Regions from separate parts of the Homo sapiens genome. Here region 2 is linked to region 1. A link is an interaction called in ENCODE POLR2A ChIA-PET data of the cell type or tissue named here. Cell type or tissue: B cell. All regions are shown on one strand. Each heading gives the region's core, and the rest is flanking DNA. Links, peaks and the distances in the headings are about the cores only.

Region 1 (11,218 bases), core at 2,130-10,129:
CACCGTCTACATGGAGACTGCGAAAGACAACAGTGGGGACAACTGAGTGAGCCTCCACTGAATGTCTGCAGAGACCGGCCAGATGAGGGGATGATGGAGTTGCCTGCTTGACTCGTTCCTGTACTTTTATCCCAACAAAACATGACACACACCGAGATGTGAAAGCTGTCGACTTTTCTTTGTAAATGTTTCTACCCAGGAAGACATGATTTCACCCACCATGAAGCCTTCTGGAAGCACATTCCTCTGACGCTGCAGCAGCGGTAAGGTTTGTAGGAAATACAACAGTGGATATGCCTCCTAATAATACTTAATTTCTTTCTCATTTACCTGCAGTTATTTTTAAAATCTCGTACGGCCTATTAAATTAATTTCCGCGCAGGTCTCTGCCAAAATAATGCCATTTCAGTAGACCAAAAAAAAGAAGTCTGAATTGCTTACCTTTGATATGCCTGAGGACAGGTGGGAGGTGTATTGAACACGTGTGGGTGTGGGTGATAAGGTGTCTTTTTCAAAGCCTGAATTAGATTTTGTCTATACTCTGGGTCTATGCACCACAACGACCCTTTCCCAATACTCTGCAAAGAAAATTAAAATACAAAGGCATTAATAGAGAATTATTAAGTACTTTGCAATAAGTAGATGTATAGCTATTATCACTTCTTTATTTTTAAAAGCTTCTCATTTGTTGACTGTTTGCCAGCCTTAAATATTATACTGACAGTAGAACTCCATAAAATGCACTTCAATCTTACTTGTATTATGTTTGATAGGCAAAATGAACATATTATTACCAGGTTATGGTGATACAACAATATTACAATTTTCATACCCAAACTACCAATAAAATGAGAATCTCATTGTTTTTCAGCGTCAACATTGAAGAACACGTGCATTCTCTTCTAAAAATGAATTTAACTGTGTCAGATTTCTAAAGTTTGGGGAAAAAAAAAAGAGGGCCGAGACACCCCCAAAAGTCCATCTCTGCTCCAGAAATTTAGTTATGTTTTAAAACCATATGACATCGGGATCATTTTATAAAAACAGAAAAGTAATCCCCTTGTTTCTTTCCAGCTTACTCACAAAAGAATGACATTTACTCTTGGAATAGAATTCTGTAATTACCTTCCCTAAGCAACAAAAGAACTCAGGCAGCAATGGTAAAGCCCAACTCAGAATCCACTATTTATTTTTTGGATTCCTCAGTTCCCAGCAATCGACTCCAGCCATTAAGAGTTGAATCTTTAGAAGTCAAACTTTAAAATGCAAATTTTCTAAAACCGTTCTGTGGAGAGAGGGAGGCTTCCTGTGAGGCCCACTTCCTGTGAAGCGTTTGGTCTATGGACAGCCTATTTTTAAAAATGTAAGTCCTTCCTTTGAGGCCCCCCGGAACTGGCAGCAGGCCGACGGGCAATCGTTCCTCTGGCCGCACACTTTCAAGTGACCGAATGTACCCAAACTGTTTGATAAGGTCATTTGTAAATATTTACTGATTTGCAGAGAAAAGAAGTTAAATTACATAAACCCGTGCCCACCTCCTGCTTTCAGCCAACAGTAAGATTGATGTTGTCCTCCAACATTTAGAAAGCAAACAAGAAGCTGTTTAACTAACATGGGGGAAGGGGACAATCCAAGAAAATCCCACTGAAGGAGCTGTAAAAACAAGTTACTCCTAAAATCTTTTTAAAAGTTTAAAAAAATCTGTGTTTCATCATCAGTTCACCCGAGTAGTTTCCTTACAAACATTATTCACAGAGCCCATTAAAATACTTTATTATCAACAACATCAGCAAGCCGTGCAACTGGAATTAACTCTTTCTGGTGCAATGAGAATAGGAGAATTGCTCAAAACCACAGCCAGGGGCTGGAACCTCTGACCACTCTAGTCACCCACCCCCACGTGCAGGCCTGACCCCAGACACAGGTCAGAGTCTGGCTGGACACTCTATGCTTAAACATCAATGTTCTCAGTTTAACCAACCGGATGTTTAAAGACCTGAAAGATTTCAACTTTGGAAAATTCAACATTCCTACGTGTTTTTTCCTTTCACGCACACATTCTCAAACCCAGAATAGTTCAGGGGGAGCAGTGAGACTTTGCAAGTAAATCAGGCGGGCCACTCAATAATCTGCCCTGGAAGCTTCATCCCTTCCTTTGGAAAAGAGCTGTGCAGAAGAAAGCCAAAAGCTAAGGAGTGGAGAGGTTTGGGGGGAAAGACAGGAGACAGGTAACTACCAAATTTGGAAAACATAAAACAAACCACCAAATCCTGTCAACAGTAGGGGTCTGGCCTGATTCCATCAAAGGCTCCCGGTGGAGCCCTGGGCCAGTGGGACCTGCCTTTCTGATCCCTTGCACCCAAGGCTCCAAACCAGCAATAGCTACACTGAGGGCCATGGCTGACATGTGACCCAAACATTTCTGCAATGATATTGTCTCAATTCTGGAAACCCAATGGCTTTTGTTCTCATCATGGTGGCTTTCAGGGTGGGACCATTTAATCTTAACGCTACAAAAATAATATGACAAAGAAATGAAGGACAACCGGTTGGCCTTCTCAGGGAAATAACCGTAAGCCAAGAACGTGGTTTCTCCTAATCCTAACCTAAGTGTTTGTTTACTGTACCCTTGTATACCCATATTAATGTATGCTACCATTTAAAAGCTAAGCAGATTGAACCCAGGAGCCAGAAGCTGCAGCGAGCGGAGATCGCACCATTTGCACTCCAGCTGGGGCAAGAACAGTGAAACGCCATCTCAAAACAAATAAATACATAAAAATAAAAACAAAAGCTAAGCAGAATAAACCCCCAGGACTGTGCAGGACATTCACAAGGTAATTGATCCAGATGCAGAGAGGCAGGCTGAAGAATAGTAAGAACAGGTGATCTGGAGCCACACAGACGTTTCCTGAGTGGCCCTGCACAAATCACAGCGCCATGGGAAGTCTTGCTTCCTCACTGGTAAAACAGTGACCCACTTAGAGATAGCTGGGAGGCTCAGAGATGGCATAATATAAAACACCTTCAGTAGCGGCCCTACCTACAGGTACTCAATAAATGGCAGACAGCATCATGAAAATCTCCTTTTGGACACAAGAAAGACAATGAAACTGGCTTACAATGTCTTTCATTGAACCATATCTGATTGATTTTCATCTCCAACAGCAGCGGTGGGAAGGGCCTCCAGCAAACAGATGGGACGAGTGAAGATAAAATGATCATCTATTTGAATGCAGTGGTGGTCCTGGCTCAACAAATTCACTGGGAAGAGCTTTTTGACATTCTCAGCTCCCCCTCTATTTTCATCACTCCCTGCATCTGCTTTCTATGAACCCCACACCCCACACTCACTACTGGGACTTCTCCCTTGCTAGGGAAGCTACTATCACTGACTCATGACTACCTGGCTGCTGAAAGTCTTTTGCCCAGGTCTCTGCACTGTCAACATCAAGCTGAGGTTTAATTCCATACTTGGTCAGTTCATTGTGGCCATCTCCCAAAAAAAATTTTTTTTTTGAGACAGTCTCATTCTGTCACCCAGGATGGAGTGCAGTGATGTGATATCGGCTCACTGCAACCTCACCCTCCCAGGTTCAAGTGATTCTCGTGCCTCAGCCTACCAAGTAGTTGGTATTACAGGCGTGCATCACCATGCCTGGCTAACTTTTTTTTTTTAAGGAAAGAGATGGGGTTTCACCATGTTGGCCAGGCTGGTCTTGAACTCCTGCATTTTCAAGCATTTTCTTGGGTTTCATGTAACAGTTTGGAGTAGTAAAATGGTTTACTTGAAAACTTTAAAAATGGAAATATGCAAAGGATAGAATGCTCAAGTTTCTTAGGCCAGGAAAAATTACATTTAATGTTTCTAATAGGAGAGAGAAGGCTATAACTTGATTATAGTTGTGTAGTAAGTTTGAGAGTTGGAGCTTTCTTAGAAAAATATCTGCATCTCATCTGAAGACAAGAATATGGAATGCTTTTTTTGTTTGGTTTTTTTTGTTTGTTTTTTCTTAGACAGAGTCTCGCTCTTGTTGCCCAGGCTGGAGCGCAGTGGCACAATCTTGGCTCATTGCAATCTCCGCCTCCCAGGTTCAAGCCTCTCCTGCCTCAGCCTCCTGAGTAGCTGGGATTACAGGCACCCGCCACCACGCCCGGCTAATTTCTGTACTTTTAGGAGAGACAGGGTTTCTCCATGTTGGCCAGGCTGGTCTCAAACTCCTAACCTGAAGTGATCCGCCCACCTTGGCCTCCCCAAAGTGCTGGGATTACAGGCGTGAGCCACTGCGCCCGGCCGTGGAGTGCTTTTTATTAAAAAAAAAAAAAAAAAAGAAAAGAAATAGGCCAGGTGCGGTGGCTCATGCCTGTAATCCCAGCACTTTGGGAGGCCGAGGTGGGTGGATCACCTGAGGTCAGGAGTTCGAAACCAGCCTGACTAACATGGTGAAACCCCATCTCTACTAAAAATACCATAATTAGCTGGGTTTTGTGGTGGGTGCCTGTAATCCCAGCTACTTAAGAGGCTGAAGCAGGATAATCTCTTGAACCCAGGAGGCAGAGGTTGCAGTGAGCTGAGATCGTGCCATTGCACTCCAGCCTGGGTGACAGAGTGAGACTCCGTCTCAAAAAATAAATAAATAAATAAATAAATAACTGTGAGGGCCACACACCATTAAGTGTCGGGGAATTCAAAATAATAAGCGAAGAATATTCATTTATAGGAAAGTATGCGTGTGTATTCACACTCACATTTTTGTGTGTATATATACACTAACACCCCCAGAAAAAAAACTGAGAAAAATTACATGGAAAAATGAGTAAAAAAAATTATGGATGAGCCCAAGTTTCTTTTAAAATTAAAAACCACCTGGGGGAATAAAAATCAACTCTCTATTAAAAATAAAAAATCAATGCACAAAAAGAAAAGCAAACAAGAGCCCATATTGTAGGAAGAAATGGTTAGCAAAAATGTAAAAAAAAAAAAAAAAAGTAATTTTTTTTTTTCTTTTTGTGGAAATGGAGTCTCACTCTGTCGTGCCCAGGCTGGAATGCAGTGGCGCAATCTCAGCTCACTGCAACCTCCGCCTCCCGGGTTCAAGCGATTCTCCCGCCTCAGTCTCCCGAGAGGCTGGGATTACAGGTGCCCGCCACTATGCCCGACTATTTTCTTTTTTTTTTGTATTTTTAGTAGAGACGGGGTTTCGCCATATTGGCCAGGCTGGTCTCGAACTCCTGACCTCAGGTGATCCGTCTGCCTTGGCCTCCCAAAGTGCTGGAAATACAGGCATGAGCCACTACGCCCAGCCTATACTTTAAACATTGTTATTCAAACCGTGGGCCAGATACATTCATGGGTCATGAAATGAACGGAATGGATCATAAGCAGCACTGTTTTAATGGAACAGAATGTAACAAACTAGAACCAAATAGAATGGACTACCATATATCTGCAGTAACATATAGTGAAATTTGTATTTGCATAGTTGTGTATATACATGTTTACTGATCACCAAGTAACATACACTTCTTACTGGGAAGCCGGGTCAACAAAGTTTGGTATCCACTGATCTAGGACAGTAGTGTCTGGTTGTGTTTTTTCCCCCTTCTCACCACTTGTGAGGAAGAAAGCCCCCTATTAGCAACAGTGGGGGACTTACACGTGGCTCTGGGGCAGTGCCTAAAGAACGGGGATAAGGAGGCAGGCCCCATGTCAAAGTGGAGCAGGCACCACCTCTGCCCAGGCCTGTTCTGCCCTGGCCAGGGAGGGATAGCCTGTAACAATTTCAGTTTGTGCAGAACATTCAGGTATGAAAAGAAAAAAAAAGAAAAAAGAAAAAAGGACCAAAAAAAAAAAAGTATGATTTTTAGACTTTAAAATTAAGACAGGCCAGGCATGGTGGCTCACACCTGTAATCCCAGCACTTTGGGAGGCCGAGGTGGACAGATCACCTGAGGTCAGGAGTTCAAGACCAGCCTGGCCAACATGATAAAACCCCATCTCTACAAAAATACAAAAATTAGCCAGGCATGATGGAGGGTGCCTGTAATCCCAGCTACTTGGGAGGCTGAGGCGGGAGAATCACTTGAACCCTGGAGGCGGAGGTTGCAGTGAGCCAAAATCGTGCCATTGCACTCCAGCCTGGGCGGCAGAGCGAGACTCGATCTCAAAAAAATATATAATAATAATAATTAAATTAAATTAAATTAAAACAACACAGAAAGTTTACATTTTATAACAACCTTATTATGCAGATGATATTTACACTTCAGAAATATTTAAGACAATTGTAACCCTGTAAAGCTGATGAGATATTAAAACAAGACAAAAACTGAAAACGAAATGGAGTGGGGAGCTGGGTGTGTGTTGGTGATCTTGAAACAATAGCTTTTGATGTTTCTGACACACCATTTTGGAGGGTGCTTCTAACACTACCCACCTTCATTCATTCCTTCATTCATACGCTCATGCATTCATTCATTCATTCCTGTGGTGCCTACTACATGCCAGGCACCATGAAGGGTCCACTTGTGAATACAAAACAATACAAAAAGGAGACCGACCTCCTGAAGCTTGGATTATAGATGGGAAAAAACACAGTAAGTAAAGAAATAAATAAGCAAGATTATGACAGACTGTAATACCTGCTAGGAAGGAAACAGAATAAGCCATGAGTTAGAAGAAAGGAAGTTGCTGCTGTGTGAGAAATAAATGGGCTGGAAGTGGCAAGAGCACCTGCAGAGAACTGATATGACGGTCCAGGACCAAGATGACCATGGGTGTTGGTTCAGGTGGGCAGCAATGAGACGGAGAAAGGAGGACAGCTCCCGAATGTACTCTGAGGCCAGTTAGCGGCTCACACCTGTAATCCCAGCACTTTAGGAGGCCAAGGCAGAAGGACAGCATGAGTCCGGGAGTCTGAGACCAGCCTGGGCAATACAGTGAGACCCCATGTCTACAAAAAATACAAATAAAAATTAGCTAGACTGCTGCTTGAGCCCAGGAGTTGAGGTTACAGTGAGCTATGATTGTGCCACTGCACCCCAACCTGGGCAACAGAGCAAGACCCTGTCTCTTTCTTAAAAAAAGGAGATAGAGCAGGGCGTGGTGGCTCACGCCTGTAATCCCAACACTTCAGGAGGCTGAAGCGGGTGGATCATCTGAGGTCAGGAGTTCAAGACCAGCCTGGCCAACATGGTGAGACACCATCTCAACTAAAAATACAAAAAATTAGCCGGGCACGGTGGCATGCACCTGTAATCCCAGCTACTTGGGAGCCTGAGGCAAGAGAATCGCTTCAACCTGGGAGGCGAAGGTTGCGGTGAGCCGAGATCGTGCCACTGCACTCCAGCCTGGGAAACAAGAGTGAAACTCCATCTCAAAAAAAAAAAAGAGAGAGAGAGAGAGCTAGAAACCTGATAAACAGCAGTTGACACTGGCAATGCAGATCAAGTAGGAGAAGTAATTGATATTCAGTAATGGTGTGGGATCATTTGATTTTCCATATGAAAAAATATGTATATAAACATATACTAACTGGGTTTGTGTACATATACTTTGTGATGTTCTCATGATGATGCAATTGCCTAACGACGTATTTCTCAAAACTTATTCTCGCTATTATGCAACGCGCGACTGTATCTGGAGGAATGGACTGCATAAGCCACCTCTCTCCCCTCTGCTATACCCTCATTGACCCCAACCTTTCTAGCAGAAGCTCATAAATGTCATGGTAGGCCTGAGATTGTCTGGCTTTAGAGGTTTAACATCAACTGGTTCCTCTGTAATAGGGGTTAGTAAACTTTTCTTAAACAACTTCTCTTTCTGTTACCAGGTCCTCTAATGCATGGCCAGGTCCAACGGCTTCTCAAAGTACATTCTATAGTCTCTGTAGGTCACATGGTCTCTGTTGCAACAACCCAACTCTGCCATCATAGCACAAAAGCAACCATCAATGTAAACAGATAAACGTGGCTGGGCTTCAGTAAGACCTTATTTGCAAAAACATTATCCATAGTTCACTGCCCACTGCCCTACAGCTCCAATACTGGTACCCAGGACTGAGACTCACAACTCCCAGTTTTAGGAAACTTAAAAACCAGAGAAGGAGTTTTCAGGGTTAAGGGATTTGGGCTGGGTCCTGTGGGATGGGTGGGGTGTGGATGATGGCCTAAGTCAAGTGCTCCAAGGTCGAAAAGGAAGACCCCCATTGGGGGATACAGACACGGACTAGAGTAAGTTACCCCATCCGTAATAAGAACACATACCTGGTTGGGCTGCACCTACCATCACTGCCTTGAGTAATCATGGCATACATGCAGCTCACTCCCCACCCCGGGTCTTAGTTTCCTCATCTATAAATTAGGTGCTGAGATGAAATCATCCCAAAGGCCCATCATTCTATGCTTTGGGAACGTGTGATTACAGATTAATTAGAATACATGGGTCCTCATGTCTCCAACTCCTTCACAGTTTCAACACAGCCAGCTTTCTGTTCTAGGCCAGTACCACCCATGTGTGGGGTCAGTGAGAAACACATTATTGTGCTTTCAAAGGGGAGCCCTTACTTGGCTGACATGGACATTGGAGTCAGACAGACCCGAGTCTGAGTCTTGTTTCAATTTCTCAGCTGTGTGGACTTGGGCAAAATACATAACTGCTCTGAGCTTCAAATTTTTCATCCATAAAATGGGAGTGAATTAATAATACCTGCTTCACAAGATTGTTGTGAGGATTAAAGGAGATAATATTGTGCTTGCTTGGCACATGGTAACAGTTCAATAAATATCAGCTCTCGGGCCAGGTGCAGTGGTTCACACCTATAATCCCAGCACTTTGGAAGGCAGAGGATCACCTGAGGAGTTTGAGACCAGCCTAGTCAACATGGTGAAACCTGTCTCTGCTAAAAATACAAAAAATTAGCTGGGCATGGTGACAGGTGCCTATAATCCCAGCTACTTGGGAGGCTGAGGCAGGAGAATCGCTTGAACCCAGGAGGTGGAGGTTGCAGTGAGCCGAGATCACGCCACTGCACTCCAGCCTGGGCAACAGAGCGAGACTCCATCTCAAAATAAAATTAAAAAAAAAAAAAATCAGCTCTTGTTATTATGATGGCAACAAAATATTAAATAGCCAGCTTTCCTTGACACTGAGCTCCAAACCATTCAGTGCCTGCCTGATGGAATAGGTACTTGTCAAATTGTGAAATCATGCAGATTTCATCTAAAAAAATTGCACATGACTATTTGTTTTCCATAGTCTGATGTTAATTTCCTTGGTCCAAAAGAAGCGTTTTGTCTCAGATGCACTAAGATAGAGGTGGAAATGGAAGGATCGAAATAGAACAAAGCAAAGAGCCAGCCACTGGAGTAGTGCCAAGAAGGACATGGGACTTTGAGAAAGCTACTTGCTTTGAGTCATGTCTTCGTGCACACTGAGAGATGCTCCGGCCGGTATGGCAGTCCAGGGCTTCCTAGAGAGGTCCTGCCCCAAAGGGCTTACCACCTGCCACCTCCTTCCTTAAGGAGGAGAGGCCCTGACCCCGATACTGCAAGGGAGCAGGACAGGGCAACAGCCTGACTTAGAGAATAAAGCTGGAGTGGGCAGAGGTGGATAAGAGAAGGGTCTCCCTGGCTGGGGCAGCTGGGCCTCTGAGGCCACTGTTCTCTCACGGATCCTTGAGCTCATGGTGGGAACTGGAGCGGATATGGTCCACTTCCTCATCACCAAAAGATACTTGTAACTTTATAGAGAGGTGGCCTAGAGTTGGTACTCCTCATCAAGCTGTCATTCTGTCCAGCATATGCCACGGTCTCCCAGGATCTGGCAGGCTTGAAGGCTTCTCCTGGAAACGGCCTAGGTTTATTTCACTATGAGTGCCCAGTTAATTCCCCGGGGCCCCTGCACACTGGCCTTGCGTTTCTGCCCCCACTGCACAAAATGCCCTCCCCTCCCGCCAAAACTGCCTCCTCCTCTGGACCTGGCTCTGGCTCAACTCCTCAGGGCCCAGCTGCCCCTAAAGGAGGAAGGAGAGAGGGAAAGAGGGAGGGATGAGAGAGGAAGAGAGAGGGATGGAGAGAGAGAGGGGAAGAAAGAGAAGGAAAGAAAGAGGGAGAAAGAGAAAGGGAGGGAGGGAGGGAGGGAGAAAGGGAAAGGGAGGGAGGGAGGCAGGAAGACAGGGAGAGAGGTAAAAAGAGAGGGAGGAAGGGAGGAGGGAAAGGATGAGAGGGAGAGGGAGGGAAGGAGAAAGAGGGGAAGGAAAGAGGAAGGGAGGGAAAAACGGTGAGAGAGAGAAGGAAAAAAAGGGACACAGAGGGAGTGACGGAAGGAGGTGAGGAGAGAGAGAGAGAGAAGAAGAAAGGGAGAGAGGGAGGGAAGGAGGGAAGGAGGGAAGGAAGGAAGGCTGGGGCAAGAGCTGATACCCTCACAGCCGCAGGTTCCCCCATGTTTCCACAAAACTCATCCTCAGCTACCACCACCTCCAGCACTACCTCCACCACCACCACCTCCAGCACCACCTCCACCACCACCTCCACCACTACCACCTCCACCACCACCTCCACCACCACCACCTCCAGCACCACCTCCACCACCACCTCCACCACTACCACCTCCAGCACCACCTCCACCACCACCTCCACCACCACCTCCACCACCACCTCCACCACCACCACCTCCACCACCACCACCTCCAGCACCACCTCCACCACCACCACCTCCACCACCACCACCTCCAGCACCACCTCCACCACTACCACCTCCAGCACCACCTCCACCACCACCTCCACCACCACCTCCACCACCACCTCCACCACCACCACCTCCAGCACTACCTCCAGCACCACCTCCACCACCACCACCTCCAGCACCACCACCACCACCACCTCCACCACTACCACCTCCAGCACCACCTCCACCACCACCACCTCCAGCACTACCTCCAGCACCACCTCCACCACCACCACCTCCAGCACCACCACCACCACCTCCACCACCACCACCTCCACCACCACCACCTCCAGCACCACCTCCACCACCACCACCACCTCCACCACCACCACCTCCAGCACCACCTCCACCACCACCACCTCCAGCACCACCTCCACCACCACCACCTCCAGCACCACCTCCACCACCACCTCCAGCACCACCTCCACCACCACCACCTCCAGCACCACCTCCACCACCACCACCTCCACCACCACCTCCTACCACTACCAC
Region 2 (11,218 bases), core at 1,949-9,948, 73 kb before region 1:
TCTGGTTATTTCTCTTTCTTGCAATGACATTTTTTTTCTATTTCCACACACCTAAATCTATCTGCTTTTTTAAGGCCTTAAGTGTCAGTTCTCCCAAGAAATGACAGCCCCTCTGCTCCCACCCTTCTGACAAAAATAGGTCTCCCTCCTCTACACGACAGGGCACCCCCACTGTATTAGTCCATTTTCACGCTGCTGATAAAGACATACTGGAGACTGGGTAATTTATAAAGAAAAAGAGGTTTAATGGACTCACAGTTCCACGTGGCTGGAGAGGCCTCACAATCATGGTGGAAGACAAAAGATACGTCTTACATGGCGACAGACAAGGGAGAATGAAAGCCAAGCAAAAGGGAAACCCCTTATAAAACCATCAGATCTCGTGAGACTTATGCACCACCACGAGAACAGTATGTGGGAAACCGCCCCATGATTCAATGATCTCCCACAACACCTAGGAATTATGGGAGCTACAATTCAAGATGAGATTTGGTTGGAGACACAGCCAAACCATATCCTACTTATTTTCCTATCCTGCATTATTGAGTCCTGGGGAGACCACTCCATGAAGCAAGTTATCCCCCACCCTGGTTCAATTCTGCCAGTCCTGCTAGTGATCCATAACTCATGATCCATAACCCCGGCTGGCTTCTGCTGGCCAGTCACTGGTCCCACAGCACCCTAAAGAAAGATTCCCACGTCACCCCCATGTGACCAAACTGCACCTTCTCACCCAGCACTGAGAATTGCCATCTTTGGGGACAAGCATCCTCGTTCTACTTGCCCTCAATTCCAATGCCTGTGGCTGGAAGCTATTAACAGAGTTCCCTACTCGTCTGATTATCTAGAAAAATTTTCTTCCACTTGCTATAGGGAAAAACGAGGGATGTGCGTACATTTTTGAAAACAGAAAGTGAGAAATCAAAAACCTGAGAGAGTGGCATTAAACAGGCACATTTTTCTTCTACTTGATTCTAACCCAAACCTTCCCCTGGCATGACTGGACAGTCCCTTCTTTAGGTACTCATATCTTTATTCGTAAAATCTTGCTTGTGGGCCTTAGCAACTTTCCCATGGCCCAGAACCACCCACCAAAGGACACAAAAATATTAATTAGGAAGAATACCCACATATTCCAAAAAAATATTATCACAACAAAAGTGTCTCCAGAACTCTAGGGAATGAAGAAACATCACAGAAAAAAAAATGAATGTTAACAAATCTCTGCCCACCCTCCCAAGCTCTCATCAAGATTCTTCTGATTTTCAAATGTACAAAATTTTAATGGGTTGCATTTAACTGGATGTGGATTCAATAAGCATCTGAAATCTGTACTAGTTTAATTCACAGTTCCTAGAGCAACTGGGGGAATTTGTAACCCTATCAGGAAGAGAAAAGAAGTCTACACCCGCAGGATAATCTCATACTGACATCTCTCAACTTCAGAAACCTTATCAATATTAATATTTCCCTCATGTTTTTGCCCCACAGAAACGAACAAAAAGAACTTACCTAATGCCAAAGTGAATGAATAAAAATCGTGAGAAAAGGCTCTAAGAAAACAAAATCTCTTTTCTCAAAATAATCCAAACCTGAATGATATTCATATCACTGCTATAGTTCTAGAGGAAAAATGACGCACATAACTTTGAAACTCACTTGAAAAGAACCCAAAGGCTGATCCTAATCAGTTTCCACTTCTACTATCTGAAGGGAAAACAGAATAGATTTTTTTAAATTATGTGTTAATTTTTGAGAGTGGAGGGACTTCCTTTTGTTTTCTTAAACATTTAGGATATCTACGATGATTATTAAAATTAGGTTTAACCAAACTTGCCTGACTACATTTCACCTGTACGAAGCAAAAATACAAAGAAACGCTTGATTTCCCAATTTCACAGGCTATTAAAATCACAGTATGCAATTGCGTGGCCTATAAATCAGCACTAAAAATGTGATGACATCTCTGACAAGGGTTTGAGCTACTACGGAAACCTGAAGATACATGTCTCTCTTCTTAACCATACTTATCTCCTACTCCTTCACACACAGGGCCGGCCCTCAGCCTCTACTTCTAAGGGAAAGAGGCTAAACAGCTCTCAACCAATCAATAGACACTAAAATCCCTCACCATAAGCCCAGTGTAGTTCAAAAGCTCTTAGCACAGCCAAACTCATCCACATTTGGCCAGCAGGGCCTGTCTGACTCCTAGCCAATCAACAGAAGTAGGAGGGATAGAAAGCTCGAAGGCCCCGGGAACCACTCAATTCCATTTTATTTACAGAACAGATATCCAAAATAGCGATAACCCCAAAGTAATTTCTAAAAGGATTAAAAATGAACCTCTTTGCTATTTTTTAAATCATTTATTCCTCCTTAACTTTGGCCATTTCAAAAGGAACTTAATGGCAAAAGTAGAGGTGAAAGGTCATTGGAATTCCATGAGCACACCGCCTAGGGACTAGGACAAGGCAGCTGAGTTGAGCTGGACAACAGCAAGGGTGTCCCCTGTAGGTGACACTTGTGGGGACCAATGTAGGGTGACTGGACTCCGAACCTCAGAACAAACCACGGCCAACCTTCCAGGTACATGTAGATGTTGGGCAACAGTAAGAAATGCATGCACCTCCATGATGATACAAGTGCCAGAATAACCAAACCCTCCTTTTTCAGCTCAAGTTTTTGAAACATGTAAAGGGGTTTGCTTTTATCAGCCTAGTTTATGTTTCTGTCGCATTCTAATTACCATGTAATTCCAACATCACCAAAGCAAGCCGAACACTTCCAGAATATGAACAGTGACGGCGGGCCAAAGAAGCAGTCCTTAGAGGCCTGGTTTCAGACTCATGATTCACAGCGACCGAGAAGCTTGAGTAGGAACAAATAAAGAGAACTGGACAAATAGTCCCCACCCACAACAGTCACACTTCTCCAGAAAGCGGCCACTCCTAAACGGGACAGAACTGTCCTATTTGACACCAAGCACAAAGGAGTGATGAAAGGCGGGTGGGTGAGGGGGAGGGAGAGGAAGGGGTGTTACTAGGGACCTACCTTGGAGAAGGGCTCCATTTCTCTTGAAGAAGGTACTGCCCGGCCAGATGGGTGGACCTGATGTGCTGAAAGAGAAAAGAAACTAGCATAAGGCCAAGTTCATCTGCACTCACACACCTGCAACCCCTTCCCACACTTCCCTCAAAACATTTCCCCAAGTATGCATTACTGACACCCTTTGAAAATGCATCCTCGAAAACCATGAGGTCTGCTTTATTGTAAACAGGCTTCATATTTCACAGTGCAGAACCTATCTGTGTGAGTATTCTGCTTATCATCTTGACCCTGCTCACACCTGGGCACTGGAATGACCGACAGATACACAAAATGGCAAATTCACATGGTTTAACGGCATAGCGTATAACTTAAGGATATTTGCTAACCTATTCATAATTTCATGAATGTATGTGGCAAAGAAGTCCTAATCATGTTTTCTGAGACCAAGCGGGTTTTCCAACACTTCCTGGTGCCACCTGCCTGCTACAAATGCAAACTTGTCATTCTTGGCATTTCTACCACTAAATCCTTAATATATGGAGATGACCTTAATCGATTTCCTCCTTCCCCCTCTTCTCGTTTCGTATCCTGTTTTCAATTTTTTGGCTTAAAATGTTGCACTCCATACCCTATAAAACATTTTGCAGATATGTTACCACCCACAGTGTGGTAACAGGAGAGGCAAGAAAATAGGAGAGATCAATATATCACAAAGACACTTACCGCATTCATAGATGAGCATTTTCACTGTTTTAAGACAGCCAGTAGAAAACTTTATAACCAAGCCAGCCTTAGTAAAATGTCCTTAGAGTGGAAAGTAGGTTATATTCTAAATCAAGGATTGGTTTAGATTAATGTTAGAAAGTACTTAGTCAAAAATGTTACTACATCCAGCCCAAGAGGCAGTATAAATTACTCTCATCAAAATAGTACATGACAAATTATATTGGTTAATGCATTATCAATCACCTTCAATATGAGAAAAATAGGTTCGAGTAATGCATTTGTAAGTTTGGCAGAAACACACACGCACACACACAGAAGAATCTGAAGGGCTATACGGTGAATGCTTCACCATTAAACCAGGGTCTCTAGTTATCTAGGACAGCAATACTGTTAGCAAGCAGAAATGCCAATGACACATTCTGCCCACTGGAATTTCATTACCAGAGGTACAAATAGTATGGCAGGTATAGGGACACATTACATGATTGAGGAGGAGTAGGAGGGAAGAAGAAATGAGCTACAGCACAAAAATGCTATCCCACATCAAAATCATGTCAAATGTGCTAGAAAATACATACTATAAACCTTGATGTTAATGAACCTTTTGTTTTATTTTGTTTTGGATCCACTATACTAAAATTAAATGAGCATCACGCATCTCAGCCATGGTATTTCCCACAGCCCTGATTCTCAGCCAGGTAGTTGTGACCACAGAGTGGCCAGGAGCTTCACAGGGTAACAGCAGACCGGACTGGAGTCTCAGGATGATGACACCAGCTGATTGCTCTTCGATTGGATTCTGATCTTACTGTTTCGGGGCACTTAAGGCTCAAAGTTGCATGAAGAATAATGTGCATTAAAATACTTAAGATTATCTTTTAACAATCCCAGCAAGCTCTCAGGATTTTACCATCTAATTTTTATAACAAAGCAGGGAACAGCAAGCTGGCTGTTGCCAATACAGAATCACCTGATTTATAAAGATATTTTAAAACTGAGGACTTCATTATAGCAGAGTTGGTGTTTCTAGAGAATTCAATAATTGAGTATTACTGCAGGAGCCTGAATATCCAGCTTACTTCCATCCAAACCTCTTCTTTATCCTGAGCTTGATTTGGCTGAAAACTGAGTAGACATCAGGGATGGAGCACTATGGGGAATGAAGGTCGGATAAATCCAGTGGTTTAGATAAGGAAAATTCTCTGTATGATAAAGATTCTTACAACATACCTAAAGATTCTTACAACATCCTTTTAATGTACTTAAATCACTGATCACCACTGTTCTATGGTCAATCTGTGGTGCTGTGGAACTTATCTGTACTCTAGTAGTGGAGAGAGACTTGGACTGGCCACCACCTTCTCTTTCCTGGCCCCTGTTGTAATTGATGAATTCACAAGTGGTCTCTTTCCAGCTCAGGGTAAGTCAGCTCCTGCCATGCTAACTGCAAAGTTTTCAAGCTCCCTGGCCCATATCTACACGCTTCTTTTGGAGGGTTCCTCAAAATGACATCTTCTAACTGTTAGAAGATCCGAGGATTTATTAAACTCCTGCTGAGAATTGTGCTTGGTGTTGAGAAAGACTTGAGGGGAAAATTTAAAACCCTATTTTATGACCTCTAAGAACCTGCTGTCATACTTACCTGGCTCCAAACTCCTCTGACTCTATCTAATGAGACCAGCAATGCCTATAGACAGACTCATGGTTATGCCTCCAGTGGCTGCAGGTTGGGAAGGCAACAAGCTTGATTTTTTCCCCCCTCCATCTGGAGATGTCCCTGGATGATTGGCCTTTAAAGCTTAAAGTTGGTTAAAACCACACATAGTACATGAAATTACTTAGAAGTGTCTATTAACCACAGTAATTCAGAGATGAAACCAGTGACAGAAGTCTTTGTGGGAGGAGTTGCAAACCACCCATCCTCAGGCAGCTCAAAAGCGGGGAGGGTGGGAGTGGCGGGTGAAGGGGAAGAATGGGGTGCGCTCCATACCCAGCCATGTAAATATCACTGCCATGAGAAATGACCATGGGGGCCCCTTGTTAACCCTGAGTGGGTTTTAATCACCTTAAAATGGTGTTTGCATTACATGACCCTAGGATCAAGTTACCATTTACTGAGCATAGTAATCAACCCTTTTCCATGGAATCCTCTAATTCTGCAGGGTGAGCAGGGCAGAAATCACCTTCCTGTTTTTTGGGGGGTTTTTTGACAGAGTCTCGCTCTGTAGCCCAGGCTGGAGTGCAGTGGTGCGATCTCAGCTCACTGCAACCTCCACCTGCCAGGTTCAAGCAATTCTCCTGCCTCAGCCTCCTGGGTAGCTGGGATTACAGGCACCTGCCAGCAAGCCCGGCTAATTTTTGTATTTTTAGGAGAGACAGGGTTTCACCAACTGATTTCAGTGGCCAGGTTGGTCTCGAACTCCTGACCTCAAGCGATCCACTCGCCTTGGCCTCCCAAAGTGCTGGGATTGCAGGGGTGAGCCACCATGCCTGACCCATCCATTTTTTTTTTTAATTTTTTTAAATTGAGACGAAGTCTTGCTCTGTTGCTGAGGCTGGTCTCAAACTCCTAGCCTCCAGTGATCCCCTTGCCTCATCCTCCCAAAGCACTGGTGGTGTGAGGTACCATGCCCGGCCACCTTCCCCGTTCTATAGGGAGACAGACAGAGGTCCTGAGAGGTGAAAGGACTTGCCCAAGACACTGCATGACAAGTTAGTGATCAACCCAAGAAGGACTAGGGCTTGCCCACTGTACCATAGAGACACACGCATCAACAGCTCCAATTTCATTTCTGATCTTCCAGCTTTCCTCTTCTGCTCTTCCAGCACTAAACTCTTAGTCATCCTTCCCTGTGGAAGAAGGCTGTGAATGGTATTTTGCTAGGACTCTCTCCAAGGCAAAGTCCCAGGCTAGAAAAAGCAATCAGACTAACCATATGTGAAAGACACGCGGGCTCCTATTAGCAGAAACAATACAACGCCAGTGCCACAAATGTCTCATTTCAATAATATGCTAGCAAAAATCCCATGACCTTCAGCAGTATAAGCCAGACCAACTTTGTAACAAAGAAAGCAGACCAACAGGTTAAGAGGACCTTGCCGGCCAGCAAGGTGGAGTGCGACCTGGCATTTGAGAACATTGATCCAGCTGATCGTTAAGAGCAGCGCTGAGCCTGCAAATCCCAAGAGGTGAGTGATACCATCCTGAACAGCATACCCGGCGGCTGCCAGAGACTCAGCCCTCAGTAATTCCCGGATCCCACACTCTGAGCTGCACTACCTCCAGCTCCCAAGGGGATATCCTGAGTCAACAGGTCGGACAGCCTGAGGGTGGCTCTTAGCAAGATGACGTGATCCATCATGTGTTCTCTATACCCAGGAACCTTAACCATTGTGAGAACCACCTGGATTATAAACCAAGACCCTGGAAGGTTCCGCCAAGACACACACCTGTATTCACCAGCTGAACTTTCTGTGGATCTCAATGAGAAATAAATTAAGAAAAGGACTGTTTTCTAAGATCTCACCTGCCAAATGTGAACTAGGACCTACAAAAGAGAGAAGTGGGCCAGGCATCGTGGCTCACGCCTGTAATCCCAGCACTTTGGGAGGCCAAGGTGGGCAGATCACAAGGTCAGGAGTTCGAGACCAGCCTGACCAACAGGGTGAAACCCCGTCTCCACTAAAAATACAAAAATTAGCCAGGCATGGTGGCGCATGCCTGTAATCCCAGCTACTCAGGAGGCTAAGGTAGGAGAATTGTTTGAACCCAGGAGGCGGAGGTTGCAGTGAGCCGAGATCACGCCACTGCACTCCAGCCTGAGTGACAGAGCAAGACTCCGTCTCAAAACAAAAAAAAAAAAAGAGAGAGAGAAGAAGATGCTACAACATGGATGAACCTTGAAAGCAAGCTAAGTGAAATAAGCCAGAATAAATAAAACAGATACTGTCTGATTCCACATAGAAGAGGTATCTAGAGTAGACAAATTCACAGAGACAGAAAATGGAATGACGGTTGCTAGAGGCTCATGGAAGGAGGAGTAGGGAGTTTAATCGGTACAGAGGTTCAGTTTTACAAGACGAAAAGAGTTCCGGAGGTTGGTTGTACAACAATGTAAATGCACTTAACACTACAGAACTGCATACTTACAAAATAGTTAAGATGGTAAATTATATGTATTTTACCAAAAATTTTTTTTTTTTTTTTTTTTGACAACAGGGTCTTGCTCTGTCACACAGGCTGGAGTGTCGTGGCACAATCTCAGCTCACCGCAGCCTCCAGCTCCTGGACTCAAGCAATCCTCCTGCCTCAGCCCTCAGAGTAGCTGGGACTACAGGCACACACCACTATGCCTGGCTAAGTTTTTTTTGTTGTTGTTTGTAGGACAGGGTCTCACTATGTTGCTCAGGCTGATCCCAAACACCTGGGATCAAGTGATCTGCCCACTTCAACATAAATAATTTTTGTTAATGTATAAAACAAGAGAGGAGTAGGGAGGGGAGGAGGGAGAGGAGTAGGGAGGGAAGAAGGGAGGGGGAGGAAGAAGAAAGAACAGAGAGATTGAGATGATAAGAAGGACTCTGAAGAAATGAATGAAAGCCTAAAGTGCTTGGGGCGGGAAGAAAGGAAGAATATCTGAATGTCCCCCATGGTCAGCTTTCTGCCAGAATGGTCCACAGCACACGACAAAGCAGAAAGCCCAAACCAACGGGGATGGGGTGGGGGGAAAAAGTGGGTGTAGCAAGACCAGCCCACCCTGATTTAGCACTCATGGAGGCCAGAGCTTACCCACTACTCTTAAGCAACCGAGCACAGAGTCCTATCATACTCTTAGCGCTGGAGATGGACTGTGATGGCAATCCCTTCGGATGGGTGACATCTACCACCAGACTGCAATTTCCCCAGGAATAAAACAGTCAACGCAGTTGTAACAAAGGGAGAATCACCCACCACAAAAAATCCTTGAAATTCCATTGTTTTGCCTTATAACTGGGGATTAATCACCAGGAAATAATAGAAAACCAAATGTGACCTACGCCACAATGTAACAGGGGCTCTCTGAGTGAAGGATGTCACTCGCTGGCATTTGGAACACGGCAACCAGAGCAGGCTGGACAGAGACGTGTGTGGGAAGCTTCACAAAATACCACTCACCGTTTGAGAAGCATCACTAAGAACACAGATGAAAGTTCAGATTCTCGGGGACACTCTTGACACTTTTCTAACCTTCCAAAGAAGCTTGAGTGTCCCGGCAATTAAAAGGGATCTCTGTGGCCACAGGGTCCAATCCAGGGTGAAGTGGAGAGACCGTGGGATTTGGACTCAGAAATTTTGTTTAAAACACAGACTGAAAGTCTTTTAACTTGTCAAAGTCTCAATTCCATGCCTGCAAGCCGGGGGCAATGTGTGAGAATAAAATGAGATGATGGGGGAAAAAAATTGCTTTCTAGACTGCAAAAATCCCAAAGGTGGTTTTTCTTTTAGTTGTTTTTGTTTTTGAGACAGAGTCTTGCTCTGTCGTTCAGACTGGAGTGCAGTGGTGTGATCTGGGCTCACTTCAACCTCTGCCTCCCGGGTTCAAGCAATTCTCCTGCCTTAGCCTCCCGAGTAGCTGTGATTACAGGCATGCACCACCATGCCTGGCTACTTTTTGTAATTTTAGTAGAGACACAGTTTCGCCATTGGCCAGGCTTGTCTCGAACTCCTGACCTCAAGTGATCCTCCTGCCTTGGCCTCCCAGAGTGCTGGGATTACAGGTGTGAGCCACGCCCAGCCCCAGTGGTAGTCTTGATTGCAAGCAAACCCCAGTTCAGAGTTAACTGACACACTCAAGGCCACACAGCAACATTGTGGCCATTGTCAGGTGGGCACCAGCACTTCCTCCTAGACATCCTTAACTCTCCCAACTTGGCCCGTTTTTCCATTCCTGTGACAGATGAGGTAACTGCACTTTTCCTTTTTTCTTTAAGGATTCTTGGAGATGTTCTAATTGCAAATATTTCTCAGTCTAAAGTAGCAACACTTACTAAATATCCAAGAAGCAACTTCACAGATGTCACTTACTCTAAAGAATGCTAAAAAAAAAAAAAAAAAAAAAAAGTAACTGTTGGCTCACCCCTGTAACCTCAGCACTTTGGGAGGTCTAGGCAGGAAGATCACTTGAGCCCAGGAGTTTGAGACCAGCCTGGGAAACGTTAAAAATAAAACATTTTTTTATTCTACAAAAAATAAACAAAATCAGCCCAGTGTGGTGGCATGTGCCTGTGGTCTCAGCTACTCAGGAGGCTGAGGTGGGTGGATCGCTTGAGCCCAGGAGCTCCAAAGCTGCAGTGAGCCTTGATCACACCACTGCACTCCAGCCTGGGCAACAGAGCAAGACCCTGTCTCAAAAAAAAATATATATATATATAGCTCCATGCAGAATCCTGCAAAGATCCAAAATGGGCACGCGATCAAGAGACAGAAAGAGACCAGGTAGAAACCTACCAAGAGTGGCCCATTTCAGAGGATGACAATTGCTGAGGAGGCATGACTGAAGTGATCAGACCACAACCAACCAGGCCCACCAACACTATAACTGAGTGTGTGGCAAGATTACTCAGAGGGCAATGCACCAATCAAGATAAGAAATGGAATTGCTCTGTAAACTTAGCCAAATGTTGACACTGGAGACTCAACTGATTTCAAAGGTATCAGCCTGCACATAGTTCTTGTATGCCCAATACCACCAGGACCCATGAGAATCTGACAGGTGGCAGCTGCTCTGGCACCATATCTATCGAGCTATTTTATTTTACTTTTAAACAATTATCATTTTACTTTATTTCAGAATAAGTTTACAGTTGAAAAATGATGTTTACTATCAACATTATACGAACAAAACTTTTATAGCAAAACCTTGGTATGTGAGCATTAATAATCCAAATACTACACAGATATAGAAGATATTTTAAAAATGGAAACGACATACTCCAAAGGCTGTAATAGGCACTCTCTTTCTCTCTCTCTCTCTCTCTCTCTCTCTCTCTCTCTCTCTCTCTCTCTCTCTCTCTATATATATATATATATATATATATATATATATATATATATATATGCTTGCACTGGGTCCGTAAGCATTATACTATAATTCATTAAATGTCATCCAAGAAGTTGCAGATTTTTCAACACTACGTACTGAAAAGATACAAAGGACTATCATAATTTCTCTTAACATTGAAAAAAACATGGGGCCGGGTGTGGTGGCTCACACCTGTAATCCCAGTTGGGAGGCGCAAGTGGGCGGATCCCTTGAGGCCAGGAGTTCGAGACCAGCCTGACCAACATGGCGAAATCCTGTCTGTACTAAAAATACAAAAATTTGTTGGGCATGGTGGTGGGCGCCTATAACCCTAGCTACTCAGGAGGCTTAGGCACAAGAATCGCTTGAACCCAGGAGGCAGA

What was found. ChIA-PET counts read pairs that join two places held together with the same protein. Peaks named below come from ENCODE experiments on the same cell type or tissue, not always from the same donor. Only the 100,000 strongest peaks of a DNase experiment are listed, where the experiment ranks them.
Region 2: POLR2A ChIA-PET joins it to region 1 with 8 read pairs; 4 of 35 experiments call an interaction of 5 or more read pairs at or near these places.

The regions. Positions count from the first base shown.
Region 1 is chr14:89,350,231-89,361,448 of GRCh38, forward strand. FOXN3 (forkhead box N3) reads right to left here. Exons shown (of 6, transcript NM_005197.4): 3 at 442-578. FOXN3-AS3 (FOXN3 antisense RNA 3) reads left to right here and starts at 57. Exons shown (of 2, transcript NR_188029.1): 1 at 57-263. RefSeq lists a silencer at 1,186-1,235 and enhancers at 2,385-3,100, 3,442-3,541. In B cell, for the core only: no CTCF peak of the experiment used is centred there; a DNase peak (open chromatin) is centred at 9,691; H3K4me3 peaks cover 80 bases; H3K27ac peaks cover 4,706 bases.
Region 2 is chr14:89,277,899-89,289,116 of GRCh38, forward strand. It overlaps FOXN3 (forkhead box N3), which reads right to left. Exons shown (of 6, transcript NM_005197.4): 4 at 3,052-3,116. Among named protein-coding and RNA genes, the nearest start is that of FOXN3-AS3, 67 kb to the right of the region's middle. In B cell, for the core only: no CTCF peak of the experiment used is centred there; no DNase peak of the experiment used is centred there.